Regions from separate parts of the Homo sapiens genome. Here regions 2 and 3 are each linked to region 1. Evidence: chromatin loops called from intact Hi-C (ENCODE). Cell type or tissue: Calu3. All regions are shown on one strand.

Region 1 (8,000 bases):
TTCCCCTCAAAAATCAACACCTATTCATAATATAAAAATTCTCAGCAAACCAAAAATTGAAGGCAACTTAGATATTCTGAAAAAAAAAATCTAGAAAAAAACAACGACTAACATCATATTTGGGGGTGGAACACTGAGTGATCATGAGCAAGGCAAGAATAACTGTTCTCACCAGCTCTTTTTGACATTATCCTGATAGTTGCAGCCAGAGCAAAAGGCAAGGAAAAGAAAGGAAAGACATACAAATTGGAAAGGGAAAAATAAATCTCTTTATGAATAGATGCCATGGCTGTTTATGGTGAAAATTTTAAGTCTAACAAAAACCTACTAGAACTAATAAGTGAGCTAACACTTGTATCTTAAAAATTAAATTGGGGTATTAACAATAGCATAAAGTATGAATTATGGATAAACTTGACCAAATACATGCAATTCTTCTACACTTAAAACTATAAATAAATACTAAGGCAATTTAAAGAAGACTTAATAAAGCGTGGTATATGCCATATTTGTTGATTGGAAAACATGATATTGTTGAGATGTCTCTCCAAATTCTCTCCTCAAATTCATCTCCTCAAATTGGTCAATGAACTTATTCATTAAAATTGGCAATCACAAAATTCTAACAAGCTTATTTGTTGAAAGTGACAAGCTGATGTTAATTTTATGTGGAAATGCAAAAGACTTAGAATAATTGAAACAATTTTGAAAAAGGAGAACAAATCTGGAGGAGTTACGCTATCTTATTTCAGACTTTAAAGCTATAGCTATCAAGATACTGGTTATCGGTATGAACAAAGATATACAGATCAATGGGCCAGAATACAGAAAAGAGATATAGACACATACAAATATGGCAATTAATTTCAACTAAGGTGTCAAGGCAATTCAAAAGGGAAAAGATAGTCTTTTCAATGAATGTTTCAGGACAATTGAGGATATTCGTATGCAAGAAAATAAATAAACCTCCCTTACCTAATACTATATATAAAATTAATTTCAAATGCATGCTAGATCTAAATAGAACAGCTAAAATTTTTAAACTTTCAGAATAAAACAGAAAATTCCTCTGAGCTGGGAGTAGAAAAGATTTCTCAGATAGGAATGAAAAGCACAAATCGTACAATGATAAATTGAACTTCATCAAAATGTTTATAAATTGTTGTTTAGGGAATACTGTTTTAAAAATGAAAGTGTAAGTTACATACTAAGAGGTAGTATGTTCATGACATAATATGATAAAGGAGGTATATATTAAATATATAAAGAACTCTCACAACTCTGCAATAAAAAATTTGCAATTTAAAAAGGGAGAAATATATGGACATATTACCAAAGAAGACAAACAAATAGCAAATAAGCACACAAAAAAATACTTAATATCAGTAATGTTTAGAAAAATTAAAGTTAAAAGAACAATGACATATCTCTACATGACCACTAAAATGGCTACAGTTTTAAAAGCTGATAATCCCCAGGGCTGAAAAGGATACGAAGTGACTGGAGATTGCATATATTGCATATATTGCTAGTATATTGCAGAATATTGCATCCACTTTAGAAAGCAATATGGCAGTTTTTTAGAAAGGTGTTATATGTTCTAGCAATCCTACTTCTAGGTATTACTTTTTTTTAAAGGAAAACATATAGCCACGAAAAATGTGTGCTTGGAATTTTCATAGAGCTTTATTCTTAATATAGGTCCAACTAGAAACAAACAAAATGTCCATCATATGGTGAATGGATAAACTCATTTTTTTATAATCATATAATAGGCTCAAGAATTTAAAAAAAGAAGTTTAAAAGAAGATAAACTTTCGATACATGAATCTCAAAAGCATTATGATAAATGAAAGGAACCCAGTACCAAGACTGCCTAGTGAAATATTACATGACCTATACACCTCCATTTATATGAAATTCTGACAGAACTAGAGTCAAAGGAGGAGATCAGTGTTTGCTGAAAAAGGATTGAGGGTGTAAAGATTGACTGCAAGGGTCATGAAGGAAAATTTGGATTGATGGAAACGTTTTATGTCATGATTGTGGTGGTGGTTACACAACTTAATTTGTCAAAATTAACCAAATGTTACTCCTTTAAGGTTGGTACATTCTTTGTATACATATTATACTTCAATAAAAGCTAGTTACATGAACAAATTAGAGTAGGATCACTACTCTGTCATGTACTATTTACTTTAAAATCCCCCAAAATAACCAAGTAAGTGCAGTACTTTTAATACTCTTCTTGTAAAGGAAGTCTTATGTGTGTTCTGGAGTTGAGTTAAAATCTTGAGGTGTTTCTGATAACTTTTGACTGCACAATCTCCCTTCAACCCTCAGAATGTAGCCTTCAAAAAACAAGAGGGGCTGCTAGGGTACAAATAGATTCCTAATATGGTTATGTATAGGGTAATTTCACAAAATGATTCCCAATATTACAATTTTGTGGACAGAAAATGTACCATCACACATAATGTTTAAAAATATAATATCAATTGTTTTTGTTGATATATTTAACTCTTGGTCTCCGGTTTCCCTGAAAAAGCGTTTGGTTTTCCAGTTTTTTTCAATATTTTTCACTGGAAATACTTGAAAATTATTCAGTTGGTTAACACTAAGAAGTCTAATCTCCGTATCTATCTACTATAGCTTAGAATTTTTCATATTATAAAATTTTACATATCATAGATATTTTGCCTGCCATGTTTATTAAGCATTATATTTTAATCTGTTTTGTGGTTAGTATGAAATTTCAAATCATATACCACACTGGTTTTAGATTTTGTGACTTAAAGATCTGTAATTAAATTACATTTTTTGAGTTTTTAAAAATAATCTGCAAGACACTTAAGCTGTATAGGTTTTAGTTTCTAAATTTGTGTTAAAATTTAAACAGAATTCATCAAAAAACATTTAGTGTAATTCTGATGTAATTTAAATTAAATTACATCAGAGTTTCTGTTTCTTTAATTTCATTTTTCTAACACAAGAGGGAAGTGTTCTAAGGCTCTAGATGAAAACACATACTGAATGAAAACCCCTATGAAATTAGGCAGGTATACTTAATTAAAGTTGCCACTTGGCTAATATGTTTTCCATACTCCCACACACTGTAATATCATAAATATTCTTTATGTCCAAAGTGTGCATCTTTGTGAAGAAAATTAATGGGTTCTGAGGAGAAATAAAACAGATGTTATTATTCTTTGGTGTTTTAACCATCTACCCATATCTTCCTCTTAAATGTCTGACAGCACTTTAGTACAGGAAGTCTGATATAAAGGGAATATCTGTGGCTAAAGCTATATACAGATGCTCAAATTATGAAATTAAAACATAAGGACAGTTTTGTTCCCATAATTAAGGTCTGTCCCTCACTTTCCTGCTTAGAAACTGAATTGCTCAAGTTCTGTCTTTTAGGCAGAGTTGTCTACATTCATCACATTTACAGATCCCTGACTGAGAAAAGTTTTAGCGTTACATTCAGCTTTGTTGCAAAAATGTCAGCATTGTCTTGTACTTGGGATGGCTGGTTGTGTGTGATGGCCAAGGTCTGCTCAGGGAAGGGTACTCTTTGTTTGACTGAATCACTTGAGACCATAGAGAAAAGGTGCCCTGGGAATAATCAGAACTGGCTGATCAGAGGAGGAACAGAAATGTGGAGCTGTCCAAAAGAGAGAGGTGGAGAACTAGTTTGAAGTCAAAACCAAGCCAAAAGAACTGATGAGGTTAAGAAACCAGCAGGAAGGTATACTTGAAGTGTAAGCAAGTGATGCTTAAGACTGAAGGTGTGGAATTGGGCTAAAGCTGCCCAAAACAACAGTGATATTTTCTTTGCTTCTCTTGGTGAAAGAGCAGTGTCAAGACTTAAACATTGTATAAGAACCATTTTGCCATTTTAAACAAATCAACACTTGCAAACCATGTCCCTCCCTGCCCTATGATTGCCCCGTGTAAGCTTTTGGTTACAAAAAGCCCTCAGAACAAAAAATGCAGGCCAGTTGTAAAGCCTTCATTCACGAAGGCCCAGCCTCAGGGCTAAATGGGAGAGTTCTGCCAGCCATCAAACTTAACAGCCTTTAAACATGTGCAACATTTCTCTAAGCAAATTGGTTCCTTAATATGGTAAAATGTGCAGCACCCAAGGGGAAATACTGGTGATCTCATTGCCCAAAACTGATGGAGTCACAGCACTGTATTCCTGAAAAGTACTCATATTTTCCACTTTGATAAAATCAGAAGCAAATATGAGAGTCAGTAGGTTTTGACATCCATTGTTCATTCTCACTTAACTTTTCTTCCTATATAGCAGAGCACAGTGGTTTAATTCATAGCTTATGGGATTTTTTTAATATAAACCATTCAAATTTTTTCTATATTAATCAGTGGTTTCTAAAGATCCACAGGGATAAATAAACTCTGCAAGCTGGCAGAGGTTTCTTGTGGCACAACCACTGGTAGTTATAAACAGTAAACAAAACATAGTAACCATTTTAAGCACAAGAGATTGCTGTATCACACAGGGCATAAATCATTAGCTTAATAATTTCAGCAGCAGTGTCTCCAAAGCAAAATTAAGCCAACAGTTCCCCCTGTGGCAATAATGAAGTACTGTAATTGTAAAAGAAAAAAAACAAAACAAGAGAAGGCATGATTATACCTCAGCAATGATTGAAAATCCAAGTTCAATAAATAACTATAGGAATCTCATCTCTGCTGCTCTTTGGAGAGGTGGGAAAGGGCTTGCCTCCAACCCCCATGTCCATTCTTGTAGGCAATTTGACATGCACAAGCGCACTTTCCCTTAAGCCCCCACAATTCACATGTGCTGTAGGTAGGGCATGAAAGTGATGACTTATAACAACTGAGAAGATGACAAATTTCTCTCAGCTGTATAGGCGGACATTATTCAGAGAATTAAAGAGCCGAAAGAGTGCTAGGCCCAAGACAGTCCAATGTTGAGCTGGGCCATAAAACCTGGATACATGTCTTCCTCATGAATTTGCCAAGTGTCAAAGTTCGTTTTTTAAAAACTGGCTAAAAATTTGGTGATTTGGGGTAAGTGCTATGGAACATTATCAGATAAAAGGAGTTCAGGGAGACCATCTTGATTCCTCTGCTGTGTCGAGTCAATACTATAGAATCTTCATTTTTACTCTTTAGTCATCCATTTTATAAAATCAATATAGTCTTATTATTATCTCTCTTTTTAAAAAAAGCTTTGAGTGGACACAGTATCTCTTTGAATTTTCTCAATAATCCTATGTATTTAAAGTAGCATTTTACCTTTTAAAACATACCCTATTTTTGACTACCTATTATGAACACATCTATCTCCTCAGAATGTATTTCATCTAAAAACTCTATGATTTAGTAAAGCAGAAGGTATATTATTTGCACAAAGCTAACTACCAGCTTGATTATCTTATTAGTGGATTGAGGAATGATTTGATTTGATAATACAGGGATACAGATTAAACTAGATTGTGTAGCGTCAGTGCCACTTTTACAGGATGGGCAGACCCCAGGCACCTAAGAAATAATCAACAAATGTCAATTTCCCCATTTCCTTTCTCTCTCTCTTTCTCTCTTTCTCTCTTTCTTTCTTTCTTTCTCTCTTTTTTGACACAGAATTTCACTCTGTTACCCAGGCCAGAGTACAGTGGCGTGATTTCGGCTCACTACAACTTCTGCTGCCTGGGTTTAAGCGATTCTTTTGCCTCAGCCTCCCGAGTAGCTGGGATTATAGATGCCTGCCACCACGCCTGGCTAATTTTTGTAGTTTTAGTAGAGACGGGGTTTTACCCTCTTGGCTAGGCTGGTCTTGAACTCTTGACCTCGTGATCCACCCGCCTTGGCCTCCCAAAGTGCTGGGATTACAAGTGTGAGCCACCTCACCTGGCCAATTTCCCCATTTTCATTGTGCTTTGTTTTTAAGTATGACACTCAGGCAAAATCATCTTAAAGACTCCAATGTCTATGCTTATTAGGTTAAATTGTAGATATATATTTGGATATAAATACTCTCCTTTATTAATCTGAAATAAGAAAATTAGATGGGAAATGGCCTTCTCTGCACCTATAAGAAAAGACTTTTCTCCATGAACAAAATAAATTATTACATCTTTCAGCTCTCTGTAAAAAAAGACACATCTAGCATTATATATAATCACAATGCTATGCATCGTAAGTGTGGCATGGAAGTAATTTTGCAAACAAAGTCATGAATAGTGGATCTAATTTATGGTCAAAGAAAGGTTAAAGCTGCATCCTAAGTAAACATATAAGGGAAATGTGGTTTGTCTTTATTGCTGCTCTTTCCTCCCTTCTCCTTGCCATTTTCTTTCCTTAACTCCTTTTTGCTCCACCTTACCTGTCCAAAATGGTATTTATTAATGTCATCATTCACATTTAAATTTGGTGTCCTCCAAAGTTTCCTCATACTTGTGATCAGGACAAAGCCAACGATAATAGGATATAAGCAGTCATGTGTTGTTTAATGATGGAGAAAATTCTGTGAAACGCATTGTTAGGCGATTTCGTCCTCCTGCAAACATCATAAAGTGTACTTACAGAAACCTAGATTGTATAGCCTGCAACATACTTAGGCTATATGGTATAGCCTATTGCTCTGAGTCTACAAACCTGTATAGCATGTTATTACACTGAATACTTTAGGCAATTGTGACACGATGGTATTTGTGTATCTAAACATAGAAAGGGTACAGTAAAAATACAGTATTATGATCTTATGGGACCATTGTCTTATATGTGGTTAGTCAATGACTGAAATGTCCTTATTTGGTGCAGGACAGTATTTGGATGTTAGGCTTATCAGACATATGATTTGAAATATGTTCTGGCATTCTATGGGTGCAACTAGTAAATTTTGACAAGGATTCAGCTTGGGAGATCCTTTTGACCTGTTAGAGTACAGCATTGGCAATCTATCTTGACTAATTGACTTTAGGTAGATTCATTCTTAGCCTATTCTTCCACTTGGTGCCAATTATATCTTGTATATATTTGTACCTCTGGGTACCTGGAGTGGGGATTTTTATAATCACGATTTTTAAAAATATATATGATATATATATACACACATATAAAATATACATGTATACATATAGCTTATATATACTTTATATGTATAGTATATATATAAAGAAATCTTACAATGCATTAATAAAAAGACAAATAGCCAATTCAAAAATGGACAAGGAATTTGAATAGACATTTTTACAAAGATATACAAATAGCCAACATGTACATGAAAATATGTTCCACATCATTAGTCATTAAGCAAATTAAAAACCACAATCAGATGCCATTTCACACCCACTAGGAAGGCCATAATCAAGGGACAAACAATACCAAGGGTTGAGGAGGATGTGGAGAAATTTCAACTTCAATACATTGCAACCAGGATTGTAAATGTTGCACCTGCTTTTGGAAAAGTTTGGCAAATCTTCAAAAAGTTAAACACAGAGTTACCATATGACCCAACAGTTCCATTCCTAGCAATATACCTAAGATAATTGAAAACATATATACAACAAAAACTTGTACATGGATTTTCATTCCAGCATTCTTCATAATAACCAAAAAGTAGAAACAAACTTCCATCAACTGCTGAATGGATAAATAAAATATGATACATCCATATAATGGAATAAAATTCATAAAAAGAAATTTAGCACTAATACATGCTGTAATATGAATGGACTTTGAAAACATTATTAATATGGTTTGGCTGTGTCCCCACCCAAATCTCATCCTGAATTCCCACATGTTGTGGGAGGAACCCTTTGGGAGATAACTGAATCATGGGAGCAGGTCTTCCCATGCTGTTCTCATGATAGCAGATAAATCTCACAAGATCTGACGGTATTATAAGGTGGAGTTTCCCTGAACAAGCTCTCTCTTTTGCCTATTGCCATCCATGTAAGACGTGACTGCTCCTCCTTGCCTTCTGCCATGATTGTGAGGCCTCCCCA
Region 2 (8,000 bases), 520 kb before region 1:
TTCTAATGAGTGAGATCCAAGACAGAGCAGTCTTATAGTAAATGTCAGCCCACAGCAAATAAAGACTCCTAGAACACTAGAAATAGAAGTTCTCTTTGAGATTATGTAGTCCAGTATCCTCATTTTACGTAGAGAGAAATATGGCTCAGAGAGATTGGGTGACTTCCCCAGGGTCTCACAGCCAGTTTGAGTCTGAGGTGCAATGAGAATCTAGGTTCTTCCATATTTGGCAGCTTCAAATCTGTCCTTGGAAGCCAATGGTTTCCTTCAGTTCTCATAAATTAGAACAGTTCTGAATAGCAATCAAGTTGTTACTTTTTGTTCCTTATGTTGTTATACTGCAAATTTTAGTTTAAACCCTTACAAATTTTATAAAACTGGCTTAAAACTTCTAACTTTCTCAATGATAACTGTGAATGTCTGAATACACAATTTGGCTGAACTCAAAGACAGTTATTGATTGAAACTCTGTAACATATAGTGTCACAAGGCTCCATTAGCCGTGAGTTCCATGAGGGCCATTAATTATGGATATTTTGTTCCGGGCCTAGAACAGAACTTGTACATAGTAGATACTCAACAAATATTTTTGCAATAAATTTTCCCATTATCTATCTAACTTTTCCAATTTAGCAGTTCAAGTGATATTGTCCTCCTAGCAATAATTAATATTCAAAAAGTTTTTATGTTCAATTCATGAGTCTCATATCCACTTCAATTGAATGTTCTCAATTCTGTGTTATATGCCTTCATATTTATTCCATTGACTTGAACTAACAATCAGTTACTTGGTATCAGTTATATGTATTTGTCTTAGTCTGTTTTCTGTTACTACAATAGTATCCCATAGACTGGGTAATTTATAAGGAAAATAAGTTTATTTAGCTCATGGTTCTAGAGGATGGAAAATCCAAGAGCACTGTGCTGGCATCTGGTGAAGGCCTTTTACTGTGTCATAGTAAGGCAGAGGGCATATTGTGGTGAAGAAGGCAAAAGCAAGAGAGCCAAAGAGAGCTCACTTTTATAACGAAGCCACTTTTGTGATAATAAAACCTCTGGTGATAGTGATATTAGTTCATTCATGAAGGCAGAAATATTCTCTCCAACACATTAACTCTTGGGAGACACCATCACATGATAAGAGAACATTGTTCTATTTGTTAAATTGTTGATTTTTTTTTGAGACATCTTACTCTGTTGCCCAGGCTAGAGTGCAGTGGCATGATCTCAGCTCACTGCAGCCTCTGCCTCCTGGGTTCAAGCAATTCTCCTGCCTCAGCCTTCCAAGTATCTTGGACCACAGGCATGTGCCACGACACCCAGCTAATTCTTTTTCTATTTTTTTTAAATAGAGATAGGGTTTTGCTGTTTTGGCCAGGGTGGTCTCAAACTCCTGACCTCAAGTGATCCACCCGCCTCTGCCTCCCAAAGTGCTGGTATTAGAGGTGTGAGCCACCATGCCCGGCCTAAATTATTGAATTATATTATGCACACAGAAAGATGCTTTTAAATGTGCAGCTCACTGAATTTTCTCAATATCAACATTGTCTGGTTTTTAATAAAAAACATATAAATAATAGCAAATCATGCTTCTGTCATTGATCAGTTTGCAATTTCTTTAAAAGAAAATACATACATAAAAATTAATTCTGCAAAAGACATGTGAAATAAGTAGACTGTATGGCATTTGTTGGAAGAGTACAGCAGAGAGAGAACATTGAGCTGGAATAGTTTGGGAAGGTTTTATAGGAAGAGACAGGATTTAGACTAGGACTTAGAGGACAGATGTGAATTGGGAGAGAACAAAGAGAAGGAAAGAATATTTGGGTTAGAGGAACTGATTGATCAAATGTCATCATGTTCAACATGAGACCAGTAGGTGAACAGCAAGTGGAGCTATATGGAATAAGAGGACTGAAGTTTTATATTATGGAAATTCTGTTTGGAAAAGAAGGGCCTTATACTTTATACAAATACTGTATATACATTATGCTAGATAAGTAAATTTTGTTTAAACTACAATAGAAATGAAAGAAGAAAAGGCTGATTGAGAAGTATAGGTTGTTTTGTAGTCTATGGTAATGGTACTCCCTGGAGATGTTCAGTGTTCAACCTGCACAAATCTGCATGCTAGTCCTTGTGGAGCCTGACCTCACATGGCAGCAGCAGGAATGAAAAGAAAGTGAAGATGTGCAAGAGACTACAAATAATTGAAGTGTTGTTGAACATAGCTTATTGGGTAGTAAGAAATTAAAGGCAGACCATGGTTTAATATGTAGTTTCCCTAATAACATTTTAGGCTGCGCTCTTGATGTTTTAATTCCAAAAAATAACTTGTGAAATTTCACTATGAAGTTGGCCCAGAAGGTGATATATTTTTGGTCAAAGGCTTTTTTGATGAACCTTAAGAAATAACAACTCCATACTTCTTTCATTTGTAAGCCTGACCCCATGTGGAGGTATGGGCTAGGCAAATAAATAACAAGAATAAGAACACCTTTATTCCTCTCACATTCCCTTGACTTTGTCCTTTGTACCATGGCAAACTGGAAGGGGACATTGAAGAATTAATATGGAGTGTGAGGCTCTCACAGTGGCCCCTGAGGAACAATTTTCAATATGTTACACTGTTATGCTAAGAAAGTTTGCAAACCAGGTCATTTGATTCAACTCCCCTCTAATAAGCATCAGCAGTGTCAAGTTGCTCAAAGAATCTTCACTAAATCTAAATAAATATAAGAATTTTACAAACTTTCCACAAAGATTTATTGGGTACCTCTTGTGTGGCTACCACTCTGGAGTGTCTTCCTGGCATATAGGTTGGTGCTCAATAAACATTTATTAGATGAAGAATTAATGAATTAGTAAAAACTTGTGTTTTAGGAGGCTAATGTGCTGGATTTGAGAGGAAGAAGGCCAGAGGCAACAAGAACAGTTGAACTTTTGTTGTAATCCAGACCTTAGACTGTGAAAGTTTAAATGAGAATACAAGGAAAAGGCAGGGAAGTGGTGGCTTATGGGAAATGTCAGTGAGACATTGTAGCTCATTGGCTACAGGGAAACTATTAAGATGAATGAGAAGAAAAGAGTCAAAGACAGTTGGGTTTTGAGATCTGAGTAGAAAGAGTATTCAAGTAGTGGAAAGTGAGTAGGAATGGCATTATTTTTAGGCATGTTTGGTTGGGGTCATGGGAGAAGCCTTTGCATGGAGACATCCTGAAACCACAACTCTCCAACTGGTGTCTGGGTCAAAGCCAGAGCTAAAAGTGCCTCAATTCATCAATCGTTGGAAGTACACATGTCAGCCATTAAGATGGATTGACATGTCACAATGCAAAATCAATTACTTTAGGTTAAAAAAAAGCATTTTTGTCTGTTTTATCATATCTCAATCATCAAATTTCTTTTGCAAAACTAATGAGTTTTATTTAAACCCAACATGCTTGCAATATGACTGCTAAAACAACAATATGCAATTTTGAACTGCATTAATATGGTGTCCGAAGAAAGGAGCAATGTTGCATAGCATTGCTTCTCAAACCTTTTGTCACTATCACTCCCTAAGGAGCCTTTTTAGATTGCTTGAGACTGATGGTATTTGGAGTTAAGACAAAGGGATAACTTCACAGGGAGAAGAGTGCAAAGAGCAGAAGCCTAATGACCACGCCAGGAGGAGTGCAGGGAGGGCTGGAAACAGAGATGGTGCATTTAAAGGATGGAGAATGTAAGACTTGTGAGTCACTAAGTCAAGGGGAAAGAGAGTTTTCAATAGGTAGGTAATGAAAGAATTGTCAAGTACTAAAAAAGATAAAAAAGAAAACAAACAAGAAAAGTCCATTAGATTAATCATTTTCAAACTGGATTTATAAAATTTGTGTCTGCGGTCATGAATAGGTGACATATTAATAACTAGTCAGATCAGTTTTAGAAATTAAGTGGAAATAATTGCCTGCCCCCAGTTAGTTGGAGCTATGTATATATTTTAAAATAAAGTTGTTTGGTTTGTTGTTTTTAATATGCTGTATGGACGCTGGGTAGCTGTATCACAAGAAGGATTTCGATATAGTTTCTTTTCTAGTAGTGAAGGCTCTTCATTGTTAGCACCAAGGGAAACATAGTCCATCTAAGGTCGAGGCATATTTTCAGCAGGAACTGGCAGTTGTTCAGTCATTGGGTGGCTAACAAAGAATTTTCAGTGTAAGGACGAAGGGGCGTAGTCACTCAGCTCCACCGTTCAGGTAGCCAATGTGCTCAGCGATGTGGTTGAACAGGAATGGGGACACATCACTAACTGCATAGGGAAGATTTTCAGGCCACTGCCGTGTGGGATTTTGTTTATTGGTCAGGTTTGCAAACAACTTCCCTCAGACCAAATATTGAAGTAGTTTAAGCTTGGAGAAAATTAGGGAGGTGGTTCTGCATATGCCTTGAGTCCTAGACTCGATGGGTTCTGAGAGATCATGTATCCTGGCCCTCGGCCTATGATCTATTCTGTTTCACTCTATTATTGAAAAGATTGTCAACCAGTTTCTCCTTGACAGCTTCCAGCAAAGGGGCGTTCACTACATTGCAAGGAAGTTTATCCTGAAATTAGTAATCTGTATCTTACAGCTGTTGCAATTTCCTGGGATAGTGCATAATATCTACTAGCCAGTGTTCTTGGCACTTTAGAGATATTCACCCATTTAATCTTCACTTTAACTCCATGGATAAAATGTCCACCTAACAAAGTAAATTCTATTAATACCCACATTTTTTTAGATGAGGAAATTAAGGCATGAGTTGGTTATGTAACCTTCGTAAGGCCAAAGGATTCAAACCATGGTGGTCTTACTCCAGTGTCAGCTCATAACTAGTGTAGAGAAGGAACAACTGTTTTTCTTCTACCCATTTCAGGCTCATTGACTGTATCCTATAAGTTATACTACTAAAAGACAGATTAGGGCAGACATGGTGGCTCACGCCTGTAATCCCAGTTCTTTGGGAGGCCGAGGCGGGCGGATGACCTGAGGTCGGGAGTTTGAGACCAGCCTGACCAAAGTGGAGAAACTTCGTCTCTATTAAAAATACAAAATTAGCCGGGCATGGTGGCGCATGCCTGTAATACCAGCTACTCAGGAGGCTGAGGCAGGAGAATAGCTTGAACCTGGGAGGTGGAGGTTGTGGTGAGCCAAGATCGCACCATTGCACTCCAGCCTGGGCAACAGGAGCAAAACTCTGTCTCAACAACAACAACAACAACAACAACAAAATCCAAAAACAAAAAGACAGATTAACAAGAAAAAAATAAACAGAAGTTTATTAGCATGTGCATTGTGCATATATGTGGGAGCACCCAGTGATGAGCAACTCAAAGGGGTAGTTAGAACTTGGGTTTATATAGCATCTTAACAAAACACAATACAAGTTTTTTGAGGGAAGTGACAAGACAAAGGAAAAGGACTTTGAGTTTGTCGAGGTAACAAATTGTGAGAAGGCAAACATATGGGGGAAACTAATGGTAAGTAAGGGCTAATGTTAGCAAAGTTTTGTTATGTAAATTTTTCTGGTGCCCACCTTTGGACTGAGAAGGGTCTAGCACTGTCTCTGATGAGGGCAAGAGCTTTTCTTATATCTGCTTCTTAATAATCCTTATGCCAAAGTAGCAAGCATATTGCGCTATCTTTCACTTGTTCACTCTAATGTTTAATACCTCTTGCTAGTTATTCAAATATTTGAGGACAGTTATTAGGGCTTCCCTAAGCATTCTTTTCTCAGGCTAACTGTTCCCTAGTTAATACAATCTTTTTTTTTTTTCATGCTATGATTGTGATCTTCTAGGAAAGCATAATTTAGTTTGTGATTGTCTCTCTTAAAACCAGTGCTCAGAACTGAACCCAGGCTCCACTAAGTTCTGAAGAATGTATAGAATTGTGTGGAATCATGTAATTGTTAGGTTCTAAAATTAGGCTGGAAGGTGAGAATTGAGAATAACCAAAATTACCTCTGAAAAAGCCCTTAACTGACTCATAATAGAGATTACATAAGATATTGTATATAATTCTGTCCAGAAATTCTTCTGCTCATTAAAATTTGAGAACCACTATGTTGACTAAAGAATGCAAAACAAAGAAAGTTGATATACAGACACCTGCACATTTAAAACATTCTGTCTTTAAGGTAATAATCAAATCACCAGTGATGAATGAAGCATGGATAGAAAATACTCAATTGGTTCTATTTGCCTGAAATATTACTTCATTGTGATTAAATATTAAGCTCTATAATATATATTAATTATTTGTGTTGCATGAGAATTAAACAAGAAGGGGGATAAAGATAGGTTCTAAAATCAATGTGTAAGTTTAATATAATCGGAGGCCTTGCCATTCAGCATGTATTCTCAAGAGGGGAGCTATCATTCCCAAGGGGGTAAAAATTGGTTCTTGGTGGGCAAAAAAACATACTTTTAAAATATAAATCCCAGACATATACACAAAACATTTCATGGGGCAAGTGATAATTATAAAGACATGTATAAATAGGCCCCTTAGAGAGTGATAATGACAAAAGAATTGAGAAACACTGCTATATGACATTGCCCCTTGATCTGGACACCATATTAATGCAGTTCAAAATTGCATTTGTTATTTTGGCAGTCATACTGCTCACATTTTGGGTTTAAATAAAGTTCAAAGGTTTTATAAAAGAAATTTGATTATTGGGTTGTGATGAAACAGACAAAAATGTTTTCAAACTAAAGTAATTGATTCTGCATTGTGACATGTCGATAAATCTCAATGGCTGGCATTTGCTCTTCCATTGATTGATACATGGAGGACAGTTTCAGCTAGGCAAAGGGGGGAATTTTGTTCAGCAGATGTGGGGCTTTCAGCTTATAAACTGTGCTCTGTGTGAATGCCTGCAAAGGCAGATGAATAAATTCACTTGATTTTGGTTTTTGACTTATAAGCCCATGTATTTCATCCTTGATGCTGTACTGAGAAAAAATGTAAATCCCGTGGCCATGACTAGTTCCAGCAAAAGGTCTCCCAAATATTTCTCAACTCTATCATCACCATCACCAAAAATAAGCTCAAAATCTCACACCCTATTGAGACGGAAGAAGTGGTTTCAGTATGTTTGTTTGCAAAGGATGGAACATTTGGCTTTTACATATGTATTTGTGATTTTTTTGTGGTTATATAGTTATTACCTTCCCCCTCCCCTTACCACTTAACAAATGACATCAAATCCCTTTTCAGGAAGGAAACTGTCTAGGTAAGGCAAAACACCATTTACATACTAAAATACCATACAGTTGCAAAATAATATGTCCCAGGAAGAGTTTGGAAGGAGAGGGCAGAACACCTTAAAAACTAAATTGCTCTGCATAAGAAAATATGAAGCATTTACCCTGTTTAACACTTCTGAAGCAGGAGAGGAAGAGAGACAAATATGGTAGGATTGAGATGGGCTGTATGGCTATAACTTAAGGAAGCGGCAGCTGGATAAAATGGCCATGACATTATTTTGAAAGAACCTCAATGTCTATCTTCCAAGGCCCAGTGGTAAAATATAATCCCTCCTTCATTATCTATCATTTTAGTGTAATATTTTAAAATGAAAAACACTTCAAATAATTATAACAGACACTCATGTGTGCACTAAGAACAGATGTTAATATTTTATACTTTTGTTTCAGATCTGTTTTTTAAAATTTTATTTATTTATTTATTTATTTTGAGACGAAGTCTCGCTCTGTCACCCAGGCTGGAATCCTGTGGCCCGATCTTGGCTCACTGCAAGCTCCGCCTCCTGGGTTCACGCCATTCTCCTGACTCAGCCTCTGGAGTAGCTGGGACTACAGGCGCCCTCCACCACGCCCGGATAATATTTTTTTTGTATTTTTAGTAGAGACGGGGTTTCACCGTGTTATCCAGGATAGTCTCGATCTCCTGACCTCGTGATCCGCCCACCTCGGCCTCCCAAAGTGCTGGGATTAAAGGTGTGAGCCACCG
Region 3 (8,000 bases), 480 kb before region 1:
GGATTACTTTCTTCTACATTAAGATGTCCCTTTCATTTTTATTAGAGGATGGGTCTGCTGGTAACTAACTCCATTATTGTGTTTCTGAAAATGCATTTGTCCTACCTTTACTTTTGAAGAATAATTTCACAAGGTAAAGAATTTAATTCTATTGTCAACTGACTTCCATTATTTATGTATTTCTGTTGAGTAGTCATCTGTCAGTCTTTTTGTTCCTTTCTTGGTTTTACTCAACACACCCTGACCCCACTGCCTTTTAAAATAGGTTTTACTCTTTCTGATTCACTATAAGCAGCCTTATTATATTGTATGTAGATATGATTTTATTTGTGTTTATCTTGCATGGTTCTCATAGTACTTCCTGATTCTGTGGCTTGATATGTTTCCTTGGTTTAGGAAATTATATGGAGATTACCCCTTTAATGTGGTTTTTCTTAGGTGTTGTTTGTCCTCTCTATTTCTGGGATTCAAATTTTTAGATTTCTTTACTGTGCCTTATGTGTTTCTTATGCTCCTTTTTTCGTATTTTCTCTCTTTTTTGGTTTTCTGCTTCTACCTGGATATTTTCTTTTCTACTGATCTAACTTCTAGTTAGTTCTCCTCTCTGCCGCTAAGTCAAATCAGGTTTTAAAATCATATATTGAATTCTTAGTTTTAATTATTGCATTTTTTGATGCTAGAGTTTGCATTTGATTCATATGTATGTATATATGTATAATATACATGTAGATAGATAGATTTGAGTTCTAAGATGAAATTCACAGTCTTATCTATGTTTGATAACTCCAAAAATTGGGTCACATGGGTATATTTTTATTTTTTGTTTTTTTTTTTCTTTTTTCTTTATACTGTTTCCATATGCCTGTTAAGTATTGATCAAGTGCTGGGAAAATTAAATGTGGTAGATCACCTTATTCCAATCAGAGAGTAAGCTGACTTGCAGCTGACTCAGTTGTAACTTTTGTAAAGCTCTATTTATTTGTGATTTGTCCCTGCTCCTAGAGTATGGTTTTCTAGGAGTCACAACTGCTCTTTCTCGGTAAACCCAAAAGTATAATTTTTGCCTCATTTTCATTATATGATTCTAGAAAACACTGTTTTTTATCATCTTTTTCAGTTTAGCTACTTAGCTTCTAGCCCAGAGTAGCATAAGGATTCAGCAAATGTCTTGAGGGGAAAAAAAAAAAAAAAAAAAACAGAGTGTCATTCCCCGTGTCTCCCTTCTCATTAGGTTTTGGCCTCTCAATGCCTGGTTTCCTTGGTAGGCTCAAACTGTAGTATTTGTCTCCCTGGTCCTGTAATATTGCTCAAGACTGCTGTCTTCTCTGTGTCTTAGCAGCACCCCTTTGCTTGAATTCTTAGGCTTTTGTTCTATACTGAGAATCAGCCAGTGCTCCTTAGGGGATATACCTTGAAGAATATCAACTCATCTGTCTGAGATTCCTTTGACTTCAGGATCTTAACTCCCCAAATTTTTATTGCCTTTGCAGATCACCAATGACTTTAAGTTAAACAAAACTGTTTTCTATTTTATCTGGCCTTGCTAGTTCTTCTGAGCTGAAATGTCCAGAAGAACTAGCTGGGCTGCAACTATTTTACCATAACTGAAGGCCAAAATCATGCTTGAGACTCCTTGAAAATGTGTTTGAGTGTGTGTGTTTTTAAAAATTTGAAATATAGTATTTTTTCTTTCCTCTTCCTCCTCAAAACAAGTTTCTCTCATACATTAATTTGCACAACATGCAAACAGTAAGTTCAAAAGCTAGCAATTGTGTTCAAGTGGATGAAGGTCCAGCAAATATTTTATCTTTTCAGGGGGACCCCACATCCACACACCATGCTTCTGACAGTTAGTGAGTGCAGGCTATGGACATTGCACATTTATTTCTAACAATAACTTCTTACCTTCCCTGCTCTGTTCTCAGTCTTAAGCCTACTTCTCCTTTATTCCTTATCTCTATCCCATTGTCAGCCAAATTCTTGCTCTTTGGACTCTAGTTTACTTAATGCAGTTTAGTCCAAGGTTTTTGCAAATGGTATTGGATTAGAGTCCCCTTATGAAGTAGGCTTTTAAAATGTTAGTAAGCTTGTTACGAATGCAGGTTTCTAGGCTTTGGCCACAGATCCTGAGTCATAGTTGGTCTGAGATGAACCCTAACAATTTGTATTTTTAGTAAGCACCCTAGCACCCTTGAAACACTGAGGAGTATTCAGGATATCCTACGTTGGCTCCCACCCCAGGGCCTCACACTCTGGTACTGGCTGACTTCACCAGTTCTCAGGTCTGGTCTGCCCAGGGCCCCGAGAAGGGACATTACTCACTGTGAGTTTTACTAATGTGGTTTTGTGCTATTTGAAGTGATCCCTGCCCTCTGGGGAAAAATAATCAGAGGATTATATAGAATTATCTCCCCCAAAGGCTATGAGGACATAGTCCATTATCCACCTTAGGTGGCAATATGGTGGATTATGTGGCATTTCATCTTTGCTACTCTCTGACTCAGAATATTTAGAATGTAAAGTTAAACCCAGAAACACCTGCCATTGATTGTCTGAACTATTCTTGGGCAATCTGGAAAACCCTTTCTCATCTGATACACATAGTCTCCCCAACATTTTAAGCTATTATTTGGAACATTTCTATTCTTTGTTTTATACTTAAGACTGTGAGCCAAGCCAAGAAGACATTTTTGTATTCCCCTGTCTCCTCCCTACCAGTGTTGGAGGAACGTCAACATGAAAGAAGAAGGGATATTATTTAGGGTGGCCTAAGGGGTAATAAGTAGGATTAATGGGATGAAATTGAGCAAAGGAAAATTTAAAGTGAACATCAGGAACATTTTCCGAAGATTGAAATCAATGATCCTGTGGAATTAAGATCCCAGGGGAGGTTGTGGGAGCCCTATTACTTGAATCAGTTCGAACTAGACTGGGCTAAATATTTGAATATAATCCTACCTTGGCAGAGAGTAAACCTGCAATAGCTGGAAGATGGAAAAAATGACCTAATAGGTCTTTTCCATCCCTGACTTCTATGAGTCATCCAATGTATGCTGTTATGCGTCACACAGCCGGCCAGACCCAGGTCATTCACTATACATTTCAGCCACAAAATCCTCAGATTCTGACTGAGCCCCAACTAAACGGCTACCTCGGCAGAGACTGAGGGTCCCTTTGGGATTTCTGGTTAGTTTATAATCAATTAAATATCAGAAATGAATGCAGAAATAAGTCATAGAAGCAGAGGGTGGTGAATAATTGAGTTCTTGTCCCTACCCTCTGGGAGGGTCACCCTCAAGGCTTTGCAGACAGTCAGAAATCTTTCCACTGCAGTTGTTGTCTGTAACTCCGCCTCTCAGGCTTGGCTGGCCTCTGGATTGTGCTGGGGCAGCCACTGCCCTCTTAACTGCTGATGGCAGGCAGACCCACCTCCTGCTGTGGCTCGGGGCCTGCTGTGGCCTTTTCTGCAGACATCACTGCCCTGCAGCGGCAGCATTAGCGTAAGGTCATTTCCTCTCGTGCCCCTGCCAGAGGAATCAGCCCTCAGGAGCATTGCTTCAGGTCTGTCAGCCCACATGAGTCCCAGAGCATTTTCTTCAAACATTATTATTATTATTAGCTGCATCCTTTCTTCAAATACAACTTTAGGAGAATATCTAAAGCTGACAAAAGCAACATTCCTTTGGTTTAAACAGGGAAGGGGACGGAGGACTCCCAGGAACTTCCTTCCTGGCCACCGCCCTGCTTCATGCCTCTTCCCCTTCATTGAGGAACAGATAGAAGCCACCATGAGGCACAGATTGAAAACACTCCTCTAGGCCCTTGCATGTATTTTCTTGCCATTTTATGCTCAATAAAACCCACAAAGCCTGAATGAAACGATTGCTGCAGCTCTAGGCTTTACAGAGCCTCCTGACAAGGCATCTGTTGTAGACATTGGTTATATATTCTCTCTTTTCCCTCCTCTGTTTGCTTAAACGCCCATGTAGCTGGTGGCTGGGAAGTGATTAGAGAAGATTGTAGAAAAGGAGGATTGGCTACTGGTGCTAACAACTTGTGTTTCACGTTAATTACATTAGACCTTAACCATTGCTTTTCCTTCTTTTGCATTTTCTCCTCTCTCTGGTGTTGTTTTGTGTAACTTCAAGTTGGCCCTAAATATGCATTACCACCTGATATTCCTAGACAGGCATGGAAATATGGAGGCATGCATACTGAGCTTTAGCACTGTAGCTTTAGGAAGTGCAGGCAGCATCTATTGCTCCCCCTATGGCAGTGGTCCCCAGCGTTTTTGGCACCAGGGACCGGTTTCATGGAAGACAATTTTTTCATGGATGGGGTTGCTGGGTTGGAATGGTTTCAGATGAAATCGTTCCACCTCAGATCAATGGCATCAGTTAGATTCTCAAAACAATTGCTCAATCTAGATCCCTTACATGTGCTGCTCACAATAGGGTTTGCACTCCTATGAGAATTGAATGCCACTGCTGATATGACAGGAGGTAGAGCTCAGGCAATAATGCTCGCTTGTCTGCCACTCACCTTCTGCTGTGTGGCCCATTTCCTAACATAACACGGACTGGTACCAGTACGTGGCCAGGGTGTTGGGACCCCTGCCTTAGGGGATGTATTAGACTCATCTCCTACACCGAAAGTGGCCTCCATGTTTTAGTTTTCTAACTCATGATTTTCAAAGCATCCTTAGCTAAAATATGGAATTCTTCCAACTAATTGGGAGATAAATAAATGGATTTGAATTCAAGTCTACTTGATGTGAAACCTATTTGATATCAGACTCTTAACCCCTGCATTGTTCTTGCTCTCGCTTAACTACAAGACCTGCAAAACAGAGGGAATTTGAATTCTGTATTTCTGGCGTACACCTACTCTGTGTGGGGCTTCCTTGGTGCAGCCAGGTAAAGAACGTCACCGGATTCGTGTTTATGTCTTTCTTCCTCTGACACTCCTTCTTTGGTGCTTTAAATTTCAAACAATTCGAGATTCAGAGAGAGGACTTAGAGGGTCAAGTCATGTGTCCTTTCTGGATCCCTGGGTAACTCTTTTTCCTATTGTTTCTCTCAGTAACCAGACATAATCTCCCCCATTATCCGGAGATAAGTACTGCCCTTAACTAAAACCTAAGGCTGTTTACTTATTTTGTTCCTTTCATAATTTCCCACCTTCATGAAAAGGAAGCTTTGAGTTAGGAGCAAGTGATGGGGCACAGGCATCCTAGACCTAGAGCGAGAAGGGCCACCAATGAGCCTTTAGTTCCTTACTGCCTTTACTGAATGAGAAAAAAGAAACCTAAAGAGAGGTTATGTGGCTCACATCCTTAAATTAGAGAATTAGGAGTGAATTAAGGTTTGACGTCAAAGTCCACAATTTTTTTCTCCTTGTTACTCAGAGAAAGAGAGACATAGGGTTAGGGCCTGAGCTTGAGGAAAATGTGGCAACTTTTAGAGAAAAGGTTTGTGTAGAAACGTTCTCAGAGGGCAATCTTTTATGAGTCAGTCCTCAGAGGGCTTTCTGTGAACACATCAGAGACATATGGATTACAAACATTTAAGATCCATATGGGTTAGAGAACAGAGACAGGGGAAAAATTTTGGCAAACACATTTGCTTTTTTAATATATGTGTGTGCCTGTGCCTATATATGTATACATATATTATCAAATTTAAAACACTTGAAAAGCAATCCCAGGCGTTTCAGCCTAAACCACAGAGTGGCTCATCCATCCCCACTAATAAGTTCCAATCCTTCTGTTGTGTGGTCTTTCCATTCCATGGGTTAGGACCCTGTAAGTCTGTTATACTTCAACCTGAATCCTGCCTGTTTTATACATTTTTAAAGATAGGTATAAAGAGACCAAATCTCACACTCCCATACAGGAACCCAACTCCCAGGAGTCAGCATTTAGCAGAATAGCTTCTTTGTGTTTTAAAATGTTTTAAGTCCACTTATAAATAAATTGGGCTATACCAGTGCTTTTGTAACGCACATTGTGAAAAATGAACGGTCAGCTTAAAATAGATTTTATTTTACTGCCAAGTGCATTATGTAAAAAATGTACTCCATCTGGCAGGACAGACCGTGTGGTCGTGTGGATGGAGCTCAGATAAGGGAGCAGTCCTTTGTGTTAAGAGAATGCCGCTCGAGACCCTGATGTCTATCAGGACACAAGCCACGATCGATGGAGCAGTTCATGAACAAACAAGCCATCTCCTCTTCCTGAGGTACACAGGCAAACTTCCCTTCCTGTGAACAAAAGCAGCCAATGCTCACCAGCCTGGAATTAGCTACTCTTCCGCCTCACTTTCTCTATCACTTGTCAATGCACCAGCTCCCAGAACGGGAACCTAGTGTGGGTCAACGTAAACCTGCAGACCCGCCTTCATCATTTCACAATAGTGACATGACCTGGAGCTTTTGACTGATACTTCTTCATTTTGGCAAAGCTGAACTTACAACAAGCTCCTTGCAATTTTTAATTTTTGCTCTTGTAACTTTACTCATATGCTCTTCAACCTGACGTATCCTCCCACTCTTTTTCCACAAATTCATATCCATCACTTTCTTCAAGGTTCAAAACAATGTTCAGGTTCTTAAGGATTGCATCCTTAACCCGATTCAAATATAATAATCCTCTTCTTTGAATATAAGTACTCTCATTTTCTCAAGCTTTTCTCTCCTCTGGGGTTCCTCTTCCTTTTCTTCATGTTTAACAAGTATCTAATTAGGCCCGTAGGAGAAGCTGGCAAATTATACCAAATATAACATGGCTGCCAATCTGAGTTTTTCAGCCTAGCAACTGGACACTCCATGAAATATCCTAGTTTCTTTAATAGGAACACTTTCTAAGAATAGATAGGCATATATCTTGATTACTAATCTCACCAGAACTCTACTAATTAGCTGTCTCCTTCTTGCTAAACTGTTAACTGATAATTGATAATCCTCGGGGTATTTGTATGTTAGTAGAGAATTGTCAAGTAAGCCAGCATTACCTTAAGCCTTTAAATCGAAACTTGGCTTTTGACTTTTGACTTGAATCGAACTTTGACCTTTGACTCTAGGCTCTTATCTCTTTAAATTGAACCACCAGCACCCAGTTAGTCCCTATTTATGGTTGAAATTCCTGGAATGGGTTCTCCCATTCCTGCTCGATGCTGCCCACCCTGTTTTGTGCTTGTGCCCTCCCAGGAGGATGATATGGAGGTTACGAGCTCAGATGCAGGAGGCCGACAGAACTGACTTTGGCACCTACTAGCTCTGTGACTTAAATCTATCTAAGCTTCAGTTTTCTTACCTATAAAACAGGGATAATATTATCCCTCTGTATTATGTTCTTAAGGAAATTACTTGAAATAATGCATGTAAGATATTTAGCTGAGTACCTGATAAAGAAACCTTGAATTTTAGTTGTTATTATTGTTGTTGATCTGAATCCTATTTTCAGTCTTGATTTACCCACAAAATGTGAGAAATTGATAGATTTTCCTTTTGAACTTTGACTCTAGGCTCTTTTCCCTAGATTTTGACACTTTTTATATGTGATTTTACATCTTCCTCTGTCCTACTCTAGGTGACTTTCGTGTCTAGTTTGTCCTCAGCTTCTGGGCTCCCTCCTGTAATATTATTCTATGTCTACTCAGGAGAGGAACATTCCAGGAGTCAAGGAAGAATTTCTACAGTTGCATAGCAAGAATCCTCATATGTAATACCTATACTACCTAAAGAATCATCACTTGCACCACTCTACCACTTCTATACCTTCCATGGCAGGTGTGTTTGGAACAGTGCTACACATACAATAGTCAACAATAAAGGTTCATGGAGTGAGGGGAAGGTGTGCTAAACAAAAGCTAACAGGGATAAAAGCATTCCCATGGACTTTTTGGTCAAAATGATTACTTGGAGTTTGTCCTGTATCTGAAATTTTCTTGAACTGGCTACTGTCATAGCAGAGTGGAATTCAGTTTTCAACTAAAAGTCAC

The links. A loop is a pair of places that touch in the nucleus more often than their neighbours do. Peaks named below come from ENCODE experiments on the same cell type or tissue, not always from the same donor. Only the 100,000 strongest peaks of a DNase experiment are listed, where the experiment ranks them.
Region 2: a loop joins it to region 1, with 6 times the contacts of the local background. A loop is called at or near these places in 4 of 110 quality-filtered maps.
Region 3: it touches region 1 in a loop (7-fold over the local background); 4 of 110 quality-filtered maps call a loop at or near these places.

The regions. Positions count from the first base shown.
Region 1 is chr1:219,062,651-219,070,650 of GRCh38, forward strand. No RefSeq gene overlaps it. Among named protein-coding and RNA genes, the nearest start is that of LYPLAL1-DT, 110 kb to the right of the region's middle. RefSeq lists a silencer at 3,763-3,963. In Calu3, CTCF peaks have their summits at 4,604 and 4,816; a DNase peak (open chromatin) is centred at 4,591.
Region 2 is chr1:218,544,356-218,552,355 of GRCh38, forward strand. No RefSeq gene overlaps it. Among named protein-coding and RNA genes, the nearest start is that of LINC02869, 38 kb to the left of the region's middle. In Calu3, no CTCF peak of the experiment used is centred here; DNase peaks (open chromatin) are centred at 2,146, 3,676 and 4,236.
Region 3 is chr1:218,582,632-218,590,631 of GRCh38, forward strand. No RefSeq gene overlaps it. Among named protein-coding and RNA genes, the nearest start is that of LINC02869, 77 kb to the left of the region's middle. RefSeq lists enhancers at 2,867-3,367, 3,368-3,868. In Calu3, no CTCF peak of the experiment used is centred here; DNase peaks (open chromatin) are centred at 2,280, 3,070 and 3,390.